Linked DNA regions of Homo sapiens: regions 2 and 3 are each linked to region 1. A link is a contact called in ENCODE Hi-C data. All regions are on one chromosome and are shown on one strand. The core of a region is the stretch at or near the end of the contact, and the rest is flanking DNA. Distances in the headings are between cores, read along the strand shown. Region 1 holds the start of DENND2C (DENN domain containing 2C). Region 2 holds the start of SYT6 (synaptotagmin 6). Region 3 holds the start of PTPN22 (protein tyrosine phosphatase non-receptor type 22).

Region 1 (3,648 bases), core at 979-3,478:
TGTCTAATCATGGGCAAGTTACTCAACCTCTCTATGCCTCTTAATGAGATAATCATAATAACATCCCTCATGGTGCTGTTGTGAGGATTAAGTAAGCTAATACATGTAAAGAATTTAGAATACTGCCTGGCACAGACTAGGTACCAATGAATGATAGCTGATGTTGTTATTGTTACCATCCGCTTTAAAAACAGCTTTTGTTTTTTCAGTACTTATTTTAGCCCACTTGGTAGAATGGAATCTCCTAGATGACAGGAATTACATACTGCTCTTACATAAATATAATCTTGTGCCTATTGTGTAGTAGGCCCTCAAAAAACAATGTGAATGTAAGGTTTCAGACCTCCAAGATCAAGAAATTGTAAATCACAGAAAAATTTATACATGGAGTACGTTTAAAACTCATGTTTTAAAGTAGCTTCAAAAGACCCATCCTCCACTGAATTGCTGAAACATGTTTAAGTAAAACTTCTAAAGCAACACACACAAAAATTACATTCACTAGTAACTTTCCCTCTACTACTTCATTTAATTTGATCTTGGTATCCAGTGGTCTAAAATTCTTGCCTATAACTTAAGACTCACTACAGACCATTTAAAAGTAATATAATTTCCAGCTTTAGAAAACTGCTTATTGTCATTAAGAAAAATAAATATTCTTCCTTTATTGCTGCATTTAAAAAACGTACTGCCACATTCAACACACACACACACACACACACACACACACACACCCCAACTAATGAAAGACCAAGACACATAATTACTACATTTCCTGGTTTCTGCCTGGCAAACTCAGAACAGGCCTACAAGTATCCCCAGCAAAAGCCTACAGGTTACAAAACTGCCATTTTCTTTTTTATTTCCCATCTCCCCGCTAAAATCCCTCGCACACATATCCATAGTAAAGAACAAAAACGTCTATAATAAAGGCTGTATGAAAAAATATGGCTATATATTAACAATATTTTGGAAGATTTAAATCTTCCTATAAGCAGCCCGTCAATTCACAAAAACAAATTAAAGTCTTGATTTGGAACAATATTCCCAGCTTACTTTAGCAGGTATCTTAAACTACAACTATTTAGCTAAGACAAAGAAGTAGATTATTTGATTGCTACAGACTTCGCGGTAAATGATTCAGCAACAGTGTATAGATAACACCACTGTGCTATTCTAGAAAATTTCATCAATCATTTAAAAATAGGACACACTCAAACAATGGGGGTCACTTTGTGGGAAAAGTTTAAACAACTTATTTACACAGTAAGCAAGGATCTATCACTTTATCTAAAACACTGCAGAAGAATCACTAGCTTTAGGGTAAACGTTTGTAAAGTGCCTACTATGTACCAGGCAAGTAGTAGTTGCTTCACAGAATATACACGCTCCACACGCACGTTCAAATATCTGACATTTGTAGAATACTGTCACTCATCTGATTTGACCCTGAGAATACCCATAGGCATGAACTTGCCAGTTTCACAGTTACGGAAAGAGAGGCCCAGGAAGTTAATTTGGCCGAGGTATCACATCTGGTTCCGCGGGTTCTGGCCCTAGACTTGAGCCTTTTGACTCATAATCTAATCATCAGCTGCTATACAGCTCTAGTTACTCAAAAGCTCTTAGGTGTTCCACTGTCAGACTTTTAAATTAAAATTCTACTTGACAACTTTCGGTATTGTGCGTATTAGATGCTGTTAAGAATCAAAACACCAAAAAAAGCAAAATATTGTTTGGAAGTGCATCGTCCCAGCATGTCGAAGTTCAAGCTCACTGGCTAATTTTGGAGAAAGCCCGCGTTTCCCCAGGCTGCCGGGCGCTCCCTCCCTCTTCCCCAGCAGAGAGCGGCGCCCAGCCTAGGGGTCCCCAAGCCCCTGAGGTAGCGAGGAGGTCTTCAGCCAGGCTCCGCCACAACCCGTGCGGCCACGAGAGGACGTCCCAAAGCTGGGCCCAACAACCGGTTGCTCCTCCGGACGGAGGAGGTGCCGAGACAGCGGGGCGCGGAGACACCACCTCCGCCAGCTCGGCTCGCACCGTCCGAGGACTACGCCGCGGCGCCACAGCCCCGCACCCGACGCCCAGAAGGGTGATGCCGACAGCCCCGAGAGTCCGAAGCCCCTGCGGCTTAAAACCCCGCGCCGAATCACCCCGACTCTTACCTGTCTGTACCTCAACGTTGTCTCCTGTGGCCAAGCTAGTCTCCCGGGTATCACTCGGGTCCGCTCCGTCCCGCCCCCGCAGGCCCTGCCGAAGGCCCCGTCCCGGCTGCAGCCCCACCCCCTAGCCCCGCCCTCCCTGGCAAGGCTCAGTTCTTATTGGCTCCTATTCCCACCCCTCACGCTATGCCCGCCTCCGACACCGCCCCGGCCGGCGGTGAGGGGAACCACCACGCCTCAAGTCCGCTGTATGGCCAGAACCTTGCCAGGACCTCGGTCACTGCAGTTCCAGCAGGCGGGCGACCAGTGTCACCGTCGTCCGGCCAAGCCCTCGAGCCAGAGCTCCATCGCCTTCGCCTGCCGTCGCATCGGCCCCACGGAGACGGCCCTATGCTTCATGTGAAGGTTTACTCTTCACAACTACTCAACAAGATAAAGCCTGGCTTAATCAGGGAATCCAAGCACTGTTTCCTAGGCTGACCTCAGTGAGCAAACAATTGCACTACGGTGCCAACTTGAAACGTCAAGAGAAGCAAATAACTCTCGCGGCACCTCAGGCTTGGAATCTCAGAACGGGGGTGCCTTGATACTCCCAGTGCGTGAGGTCAGCCCCCACGCCCTGTTGAGACACACATGCCTAAGCGCTCCGCCTGCAACACGCTCTTGCTTAGGTATGTGCGTGGTGTTGTGCCTACTGCAAGCTGTAACCCAGTTTCACCGAGGCTGCGGGACAAGGATCAGTTGAGCCTGTTTCCCAGGCACTCGCTAACCACCCCACCCCGCCTCGCCCCGCCCCACCCCACCCCACCCCACCCAGCCAGAGCCTCTTGGGTCTGGTGACCAAACTCTTCCTACATTTGTTCACACAGAGGTACCAAAATAGAAGACTACCAGAAAGAGAGGTGTTTAGTTACGTATCACGGATGACTGTCACAAGCAAACTTAACCCAAACAATAAAGGTAGCATATCCCAAACCGTTGTGAAACTATCACCTGTAGACAGTAAAACAGAAATTACATTCTATGATGGGGGAAAAAAAAGTAATGACATACTTAAAAAAAATCATGTCCCAATGAGGAAATAAATGTGGATATTGTTTGTAGTAAATTTTGCACACTGATCATTATGGGCTTCCCCCACCAAAAAAAAAAAAATTCTTATATAATGTGTCTATCTATTTATTTATTGAGACAGGGTCTCTTTGTGTCACTCACACTGGAGTGCGGTGGCCCAATCATAGCTCACTTGAAGTCTCAACTTCCTAGGCTCAAAGAATCGTCCCACCTCGGCCTCCCAAGCAGCTAGTATTATAAGCATGCACCACCACCCCCGGCTAATATTTTTATTTTTATTTTTTTGTAGAGACAGGGTCTCGCTATGTTGCCCAGGCTGGTCTCCAACTCCCGAGCTCAAGCAGTCCTCCTGCCTCAGCCTCCCAAAGTGCTGGGATTACAGACATGAGCCACTGCACCCAGCCCAGAAATGTAT
Region 2 (3,700 bases), core at 1-2,500, 520 kb before region 1:
ATACCCTGGGCCGGCCGCCACGTCGCCGACCCTCCCGCAGCTCCCGCCGCCAGGGCGCGACACGCCATTCCCCCTGCCGCGACTCCCCGGAGACGCCGCAGCTGCGCGCCAGGGTCCAGCCCGGCGGGGATCGGGCTCGGGACTCACCCGCTCCGGCGAGCTCGACTCAGCTCGGGCTCCCGCCTCGGCTAGGCAGCCGCCTGGGGCTGCGTCCCGCGCAGGGTCAGCGCGGATCGGGCAGGAGGCGCCCTCTTGGCAAAGTCGGCTAGAGGCGCCAGCTCAGTCGCGCACCGGCCCCGAGTCCGAGTCCGAGAGGGACGGAGGGAGCGAGTTATAGGGGCGAGAGGGGGTGGGGGAAGGACGCCGCAACACCCTCATACCCTCCCCCACCCCGCCCCCTGTCCCCCGCCCCCCAGCGGAGACGCGGAAAACCACTCGCAGCCGGAGAGACACCCGGACACAAAGACCTCGTGCCAGCCGCAGACCCAAGTTTCTCCCGGAGAGACTGGGGGTCCGCCCGCGTTCACCGCGAGAACACACAAACGGACGGACAGACCGACGCACGGACCCGGGGACCTCGACACTCGCTAGGAGGCAAGCCCTATTCCTCAGCCGGGCGCCCCTCGTCTCCCGCTCTCTCCATGGACCCCTCTCCTGGCAAATCGCCCGCAGAGCGAGCTTGGAGATGCGAGGGAAACTGAAGCCCCAAGGGTGCCCCGTCCTGGGAGCCTGGCTGTCTGCGGGGTCCCCCGCATTCCGCAGTAGTAATACAGGAGGGCCGGGGGCTTCTACCCCAACCTCCGCTCCCCTTCGGGTCTCTCCTGGCTGTGCAAGCGATGGGCCAGAGGGCTGGACGAGGCTGGCTCCCAATCCAGAATCCCGAGCTGGGGAGTTCTCTCTAGGTTCTGGGGCTCCTGGGACCGGGGCTTTGGGGAAGGGAGATCGCAGGACGGATATCCAGGAAGGGAGGGGGCCCTGGGTCTCCCGTTACCTGCGCCTGCCGCGCTGGGACTCCGCTCTGGGGGCTGCAGCTCGAAGCTCCGACAAGTCTCCACGTCCAGCCCGAGAGGGGGCGGCCGGGCCCGGCACAGCGAGGCGAGGACCGCGAGCGCCTCCTGGCACCGAGGCCCGCCGGCCCCCCACACTCCGCTCATGCCCTAGACACCCAGGCTTGCCGAGCAGCAGCTCGAACCCGCGCCCCGGCCGCACTGGGGCGGGGCACGACGGCCCCAAGAAGACCCTCCCTGCAGCGGCCCCCTGCGGCTCCGCTCTGCTTTTAATCACTTCCCCGCAGGGTCCCCGCCCCTCACGTGGCATCCCGCGGCAGCTGGCGAGTCTGGCGCCTCGCGGCCGCCCCCTCTACACTCAGGGACTGGCCTGAGTCCGGGGGGTGGGGGTTTCGAGGCGGGAAGCCGGGCTGTCCCGAATCTCGGAGGGTGCAAGGCCAGGAAAGAGTCCGGGTTCCCACTCCGCATTCACTGCCTGGTGTGACCTTGGGCGTCTCTGAGCCTCAATTTTCCTCTCCGTAAAGGAGGTGTAATGATTTTAAGTACTTCACGGACTCCCTGGGGATAGAAAGATCGTGTTTGTGAAAACACTGGGTAAACTGCCACATGCCACACGAATGACAGAGAAATAGATAACCCCGTAACAGAAAGAGCGACGGTCAGGCAGGGTCTGGGAGGACCTTGGCCGAGGTTCCTGACGGGAGCAGTTAGACTGGCCCCCGAGTCCCAGCTTCGGAGGTAGAAGACCCCAAGACAGGCGGGCGATGCGAACTGCAAGACTTTCCGAGCTCCGCAATCCTGCGGTCCGCGGTACCCGCATGTTGCTATGGCGACGGGAGGCAGCGGCCGTCTCTCTCCATGGCAACGGGAGGGAAAAGTTTCTGGCAAACAGGAATGGGGGGTCATTTCAAGAGGGCGCAGGGCGCTCAGTTCCGCCGACCCACCTCCTTGCTTCGGTGAAACAGCACCAGAGATCATGTATCTTTCTGCTAAGCATAACAAGAAAGACAGAAAGCTCAACGGGAGGATTGAGGCTAGACTTAAAGTAGAGATCCCCTCAGAAACTGTGGAGTGAGGCCCAGGAACAGATCGGCTGAGAGGCTTCGAGCTGCCTCACTCAGCGCTGGAAGTCTGTGAGCCATGGTCAGGGAGGCCGGGGGACCAGCGCCCTGCAGGGGCCTATCTCGGGAGTCTCTTGATCTACACCTGTCGGCGGTGGGGCCCCTTCTGTGTGGGGCTCGCCTGAAGCCCCAGACTCAGGTCCATTTGCTCTCCCGGAGCTGGGAAGGAAGCTTTAGCTGCAGCCCCTGGAGGCTGCTGGGTTGGTGTATGCCCGAGTGGCTGGCGAGGGAGAAAGGTCTTGCCTCTTAATTAACACGCTTATTGGAAGTGACTCGGGCAGTGACTCACGTTCCGGAGGGAGGAGATTCGGAGCCTTAGCTCCTGGCGGTCTCCACTGCGCGCCATCTGTGCCAACCGGCCCTTGGACTTGCGATCCCCTAGCAGCTGGTGCCTGGGGCACCAAGGGCTAAGGCAAGGCCTGTGAGGACCCTGGCCCAGCCAGGCGGCTTTTCCACCGTGAGGCGCCCCCTGGCTCTGTCCACGGTGCTGAAGACCCAGTTGGTGCTACCATCGCGTGGGCATAAGTTTAGGGGACGAGGGAGAGGCAATTGTTGAAGGTTCGCAGCTTCCACCCTGACCCCTGTGCCTGTGATAGCAGAAGGCTAGGAACTCAGGCAGGGACCAAGCAGACACGACGCAGGCGATACTGTGCAATCCGGGCTGCCTTCCTGCTGGAGGTGTTTGGTTGCTGTTCCAAGAACAAGTGGGGCTCTGGCATCCCTATGCGCCTTCCTGGTGCTTCTGAAAACCCACCTGAGGAGCCTAGAGGCCCCATTAATTTCTTTTCCATCACCCGATGCAGATCTCAGCACCCAGAAGAGCCTCTGGCTAAACGCTTATTAGCAGTTTCCCAAGTGGCAGGTTTGTGTTTATGTAAAATACAAATGGAGAACTGCTCTTTGCCCGTGTTTATGGCAACTCTGTCACTCCCCTGCTATTTCTCCCTCCCCCTCGCGAGTTCCTGGGGGAAATTCACAGAACAAAGCACCTTGTTTTGCCTTTGCAGAGAATGAAAAAACACAGGACCATTCCAAGGGCCCAGACCTGTGATGCAGGGAAATCAATATTTTGCTTACATCGAGTGGGGGAATTTGCATCTAAACTGAAGGCAAAGGAGCTTGTTTGGAGCAGAGCAGGTGGCAGGAGCCGAGAATTAACAGATAATTTCTCATTGTTCCTGGATTCAGCCTCCACACTCGGCAGGCGCTTCTGCAGCGTCTCTGGCGCCCCGGCAGCAGCTCCGGACCTGGCATTTCTCAATCTAGCAGTGTGAAGGAGCTGCTGCCCTGATAGGGCTGCAGAAACAGGTTAGGGCCCCTGGGTCAGTCAATAGCTATTGAAGTTGGATTGTAGGAGTTAGCGTGTGTGGGAGAGACAGAGATGAGAGAGACAGAGAGAAAGAAACAGAGACAGAAATAGAGGCAAGAGACAGATACAAATGAGAGAGACAGAGGATGAGACAGAGATACAGAGAGACAGTTATAGGAAATAGAGAACAGAGAAACAGACAGGGAGACAGATGTACAGGTAAAGAAACACACATTCAGAAGGAGACATTAAGGTAAAGCCTC
Region 3 (4,094 bases), core at 427-2,926, 800 kb before region 1:
GGTACCAGAGTGTTAGCTCCAGGAGGCAAAGGTTTTGGTTCTTTTTGTTCACCGCTGTATTTTTAGTGCTTAGAACTGAACTTGGTACATACTAAGTGCTCAATAAATGGTACTCAATAAATGACCACATTTAATGATTGTTATTGATATTTAATCATCACAACAATCCTGTGAGGATAGGTAGGACATGTATTATTATCCCCATTTTATAAGTTAGAAAACAGAGAGATTTAAGAACATGTCAAATACTTCATAATTTGGTGAAAAAAAATCATGATTTAATTTCAGGTTTGTACTTCAGTTCCCCTCTTTCCACCCATTTCTTCACAACTGAAGAGCTAAGGTTTAAAATTCTTATATCTCTGAAACGCCAGCTGTAAGCATTCTAAAATACATGATAGGTACTATTAGACACCCTATGTTATCTGATATCTCAGCTTGTAGGGTGAATGAGGCCTACCCAGCTGCCATTGCATCAATAATCACAGTTCTCTCAAAGGAGATTCACTGTTCTTCTGGGTAATCTAATCCACCCAACCTGAAGCTACCTTGTACTCATGTTTCTCTCCTTGACCTACACTTGTCTCTACTCTCCATCCTAGCCATTCCACTTCTCCAAGCAAAAGAAGTTAAGGAAGCCCTGTTATTGAAAAAACACATGTTATAATATATTTTTCATATGAAAAAGAAAAGAAAAATGATGGCCAGACATAGTGGTTCATGCCTGTAATCCCAGCACTTTGGGAGGCAAGATGGGAGGATTGCTTGAAGCCAGGAGTTCGAGACAAGCCTGGGCAAAAAAGCAAGGCTCGTATCTACAAAAAAGAAAAAAACAATTTTTTTTTAAATTAGCCAGGCATGGCGATACACACCTGTGGCCCCAGCTACTCAGGAGGCTGAGGCAAGAGAATCACTTGAGGCCAGGAGTTCAAGGCTACAGTGAGCTGTGGTTGCACTGCTGCACTCCAGCCTGGGTGACAGAGTAAGATTCTGAATCTTAAAAAAACAAACAACAACAACAAAAAAAACTGTGGCAGTGGGTAGTTTTGGTGCTCTTCAAAAACCTTTGTCAACCAAATAGAATCCCAGAGGGGAGGCTAAAAATGTAATATTGCATGAAAAGTTAACATTGGTCTCTTTCTTCTTAATATTAATTAAAATTAGTAATATAAAGCATAAACCACAACTTAGATACCTGGGGAAATCTGGATGTTCAATTAATATTAGTGTTTTTACATCTGGAGTTGTATATGTCTTCTGTAGGATTCCTAACCAAACTCCAAAGAACTAGCAAACAAAATATTAAAACCAGTAATTTTGAGAGAATACCTGAAATACATGCAAACCACTCAGAGAAGTCAAACTTTTTTTTTTCTGTCTTCCCCGCCAAGGTCTCATATTTACTTTATCCCAAGAGCAATTTGGTCTCGGAAAATTGGACCCCCATAGTCAGTTAAATAGTGTATGTAACTACCCTGAGAGGGTCACATACAGGACTCACCAGAAATTCATTGGCAAACTCCTCTTTAGTAATTTTCTTGCTTTGGGCCTCATCCAGGAACTTCTGCAGAATTTCTCTTTGGTCCATGCTGCAGAGCAAGAAAAATAGTCTATAAGTAGGTTGAGGGAGGGCATGTCAAATGTGTGTCATGGCCGAGACACCTCCAAAAAGCCACTGCTGCCGCCTGAGCAGAGCATGCTGAAGGCTGTGGTTTACTGACTTCATCACAAGCCCTAGAGGAAATTAGTACGTAACCACCTTCTGTGGTCACATAACACAGCCATCATCTCACTCCAGGGCCCTAGTGCCTTCCTTCTCAGCAAAGGAACCTGGTTACAATTCAAATTTTTAACAAACAAGAGGCTAACTAGAACGTAAAGTGTGGTCTGCTTAACTGAGATTATTCCATTCCATCACCCATATGCAAAACTCACCTTTCTTCTTGCCTCCCAGAGAAAGAACAGAATTACAGGTCTCCTGAATGAGTTCTGTCTCTCCCCATTTTCCCAGTGAGCACAAGGGCCAAGTTGACACCTTCTGTTTCCTTATGTCCCAAATGAACTCTGCAAAGTTCAGTTAGGCCCAGGAAAGAAGACAGACACTGTTTAGAGTGAGTGACATGTCTTCTACCCGGACTGTTCATCGAAAGGTTTCTTGTCAGTGTGATCAATGAGAAACTTCTGTTCATCACAGAAGGTATTTTTATTCATAACTTTTAAGTCTGCTATATATACCTCAAACTCCCTTTTGAATGAAGCAAAGTCAGATGCTTCTGACAGTCTGTGTCTCTCCCAGGACTGGGGAAGTGCTGACCTCCATTAAGGGAAGTGTTGATTTCAGCACCTCTTCAACCCTCCCAGTAACCTTTGAAGCTTCACTTGGGTTCTGGATATAAAGACTAAGAGTGTTGGTCTATATAGGATCTAGAGCAAGTGGCCCCCACAAGGAGCACCTGACCAGACAGTTAGCTCAATACCCTGCATATGTAATGCTGGTAAACTGTGATGGAACAAAAAGAAAGTAAAATCAACCACCTTGCTGACAACATTGTAACTTTTAGGGCAGAAAGCCTGAAGAACTGTTTCTAAAGAACACATTTCTACTCTGCAACCAATGTCTTAGGAAATAAATTTGTTTCAGGAAGTTATGCTGTGCCTGTGGCATTTTGGCCCTGAAAGGCAGGCTCTTCTAGAAAAACTTTCCACATTTGAGCTTGCATAACCTCTCAATGGGTACAAGTCTACCCAAGTGCCTAATTCAGTGTGAGAACATCCAAAAATCAGTATATCATCTTTATTGAAGGCAGAAGTTCAACAAATGTTAACAAAATTAGTCTTGATCCTGAAGAAAACTGGGAAATGTGTTGTTAGGACTTCCTCTATTTAAGATATTAGCAATCCTTTCTGTTTTGCAACATTATTCAAACTTCCTTCAGGATATCATGATTCTGAACACTGCTTAATCTGAACATTAAAGATACTGCATGCTCTTTACTAAGTACTGCAAAAAAAAAAGAAAGATCATCGAGATATCTTGGTTATAGACAACTTAAAGACAATATTTCAAATTAAGAAACTCAATCCCAGTATACATAAATTAAAATAAACCCTCATTCTTCAGCAATATTTGTTAGGAATAGTATATTTCTTAAATTATCCCCATCTAGAATTAAGAGAGAATTTCTTGCTGCTCTAAGTAACGTGATGTTTACTTTGGCTATTTTAAAACATAAAATATGGGAAATCTTTGATTTATAAAAATACAAAATTTCAAGTTTGTAATAACTAAAACCATGTAAAAGTGTGTACATAGTTAAAGACTAAAAGAAGCAAAAAAGAATCAATTGTGTAAGTTTGCTTTCTAAAATTATCATAATTTTAGAATTATGATAAAGTTTGCTTTCTAAAATTATCATACCGTTTTTAAAATTAGAAATAAACATTTAAAAATCCATTAAGTTGTTCAACAAATTTATTGAGTACCCACTAAATTCTAAACATTGTCTTAGGAGATTGGCATACAACACTGAGAAAGCCAGAATATGGTAAAAACAAAACAAAACAAAACAAAAACATCCTTAGCCAGTTAATAAAGCAACTCAGAACTAAAGATACAGACATGATTACTGATAAAAATTAAAACACTCCTTAGGTAACTTTGGGAAAGAAAATAAAAATAAAAACATTCCAAACTAACTTGCTTAATTGCAGAGTAGCAAAGCATAATCCTAAAAGGAAAATGATTTTCTATGTTTGGACAAAGAAGATAATATAGTTTTATAATTTCTCTGTACCCTTAGAATGTCCTCAATTACACAAAACTAGAACTTTATTAATTTTTATTAATTGATGAGGCAAACCTGCCTAATAAAATTTAAATCTATTTTTCTCAAGCCTATATTTCAGCACAATCTCTTACTAACTTTCTTGTTTCTTCTTAATGAGGGAGAAGACAGAAATAAATAGGAGATAACAAAAAAAATTTTGCTTAGATGCCTCCATAGTCCCTTTCCTCAAAATCTAAGAATCTGTAAATAGTGTCTTGGCAGAACTTCACACTTTTTTAAAAAAGCAAGCAGCAATCTATTCTACTG

What was found. A loop is a pair of places that touch in the nucleus more often than their neighbours do. Pooled maps may share reads with other maps.
Region 2: a loop to region 1 is called in a map of chondrocyte, with 2.4 times the contacts of the local background. The contact joins the promoter of SYT6 here to the promoter of DENND2C in region 1. A Hi-C loop is called at or near these places in 1 of 168 maps with a recorded cell type or tissue (chondrocyte).
Region 3: a loop to region 1 is called in a map of breast epithelium, with 10 times the contacts of the local background. The contact joins the promoter of PTPN22 here to the promoter of DENND2C in region 1. A Hi-C loop is called at or near these places in 1 of 168 maps with a recorded cell type or tissue (breast epithelium) and 5 of 50 pooled maps.

Annotation. Positions count from the first base shown.
Region 1 is chr1:114,667,821-114,671,468 of GRCh38, forward strand. It overlaps DENND2C (DENN domain containing 2C), which reads right to left and starts at 2,229. Exons shown (of 21, transcript NM_001256404.2): 1 at 2,163-2,229. LOC124904354 (a long non-coding RNA gene) reads left to right here and starts at 2,591. Exons shown (of 2, transcript XR_007066465.1): 1 at 2,591-2,830; 2 at 3,029-3,134. RefSeq lists a silencer at 2,233-2,322 and an enhancer at 2,443-2,602.
Region 2 is chr1:114,152,619-114,156,318 of GRCh38, forward strand. SYT6 (synaptotagmin 6) reads right to left here and starts at 1,251. Exons shown (of 8, transcript NM_001253772.2): 1 at 992-1,251. The coding sequence starts at 1,154. RefSeq lists an enhancer at 2,426-3,039.
Region 3 is chr1:113,870,036-113,874,129 of GRCh38, forward strand. PTPN22 (protein tyrosine phosphatase non-receptor type 22) reads right to left here and starts at 1,677. Exons shown (of 21, transcript NM_015967.8): 1 at 1,502-1,677. The coding sequence starts at 1,588. All of the region lies in intron 3 of AP4B1-AS1 (AP4B1 antisense RNA 1), which reads left to right. RefSeq lists enhancers at 815-864, 1,423-1,682.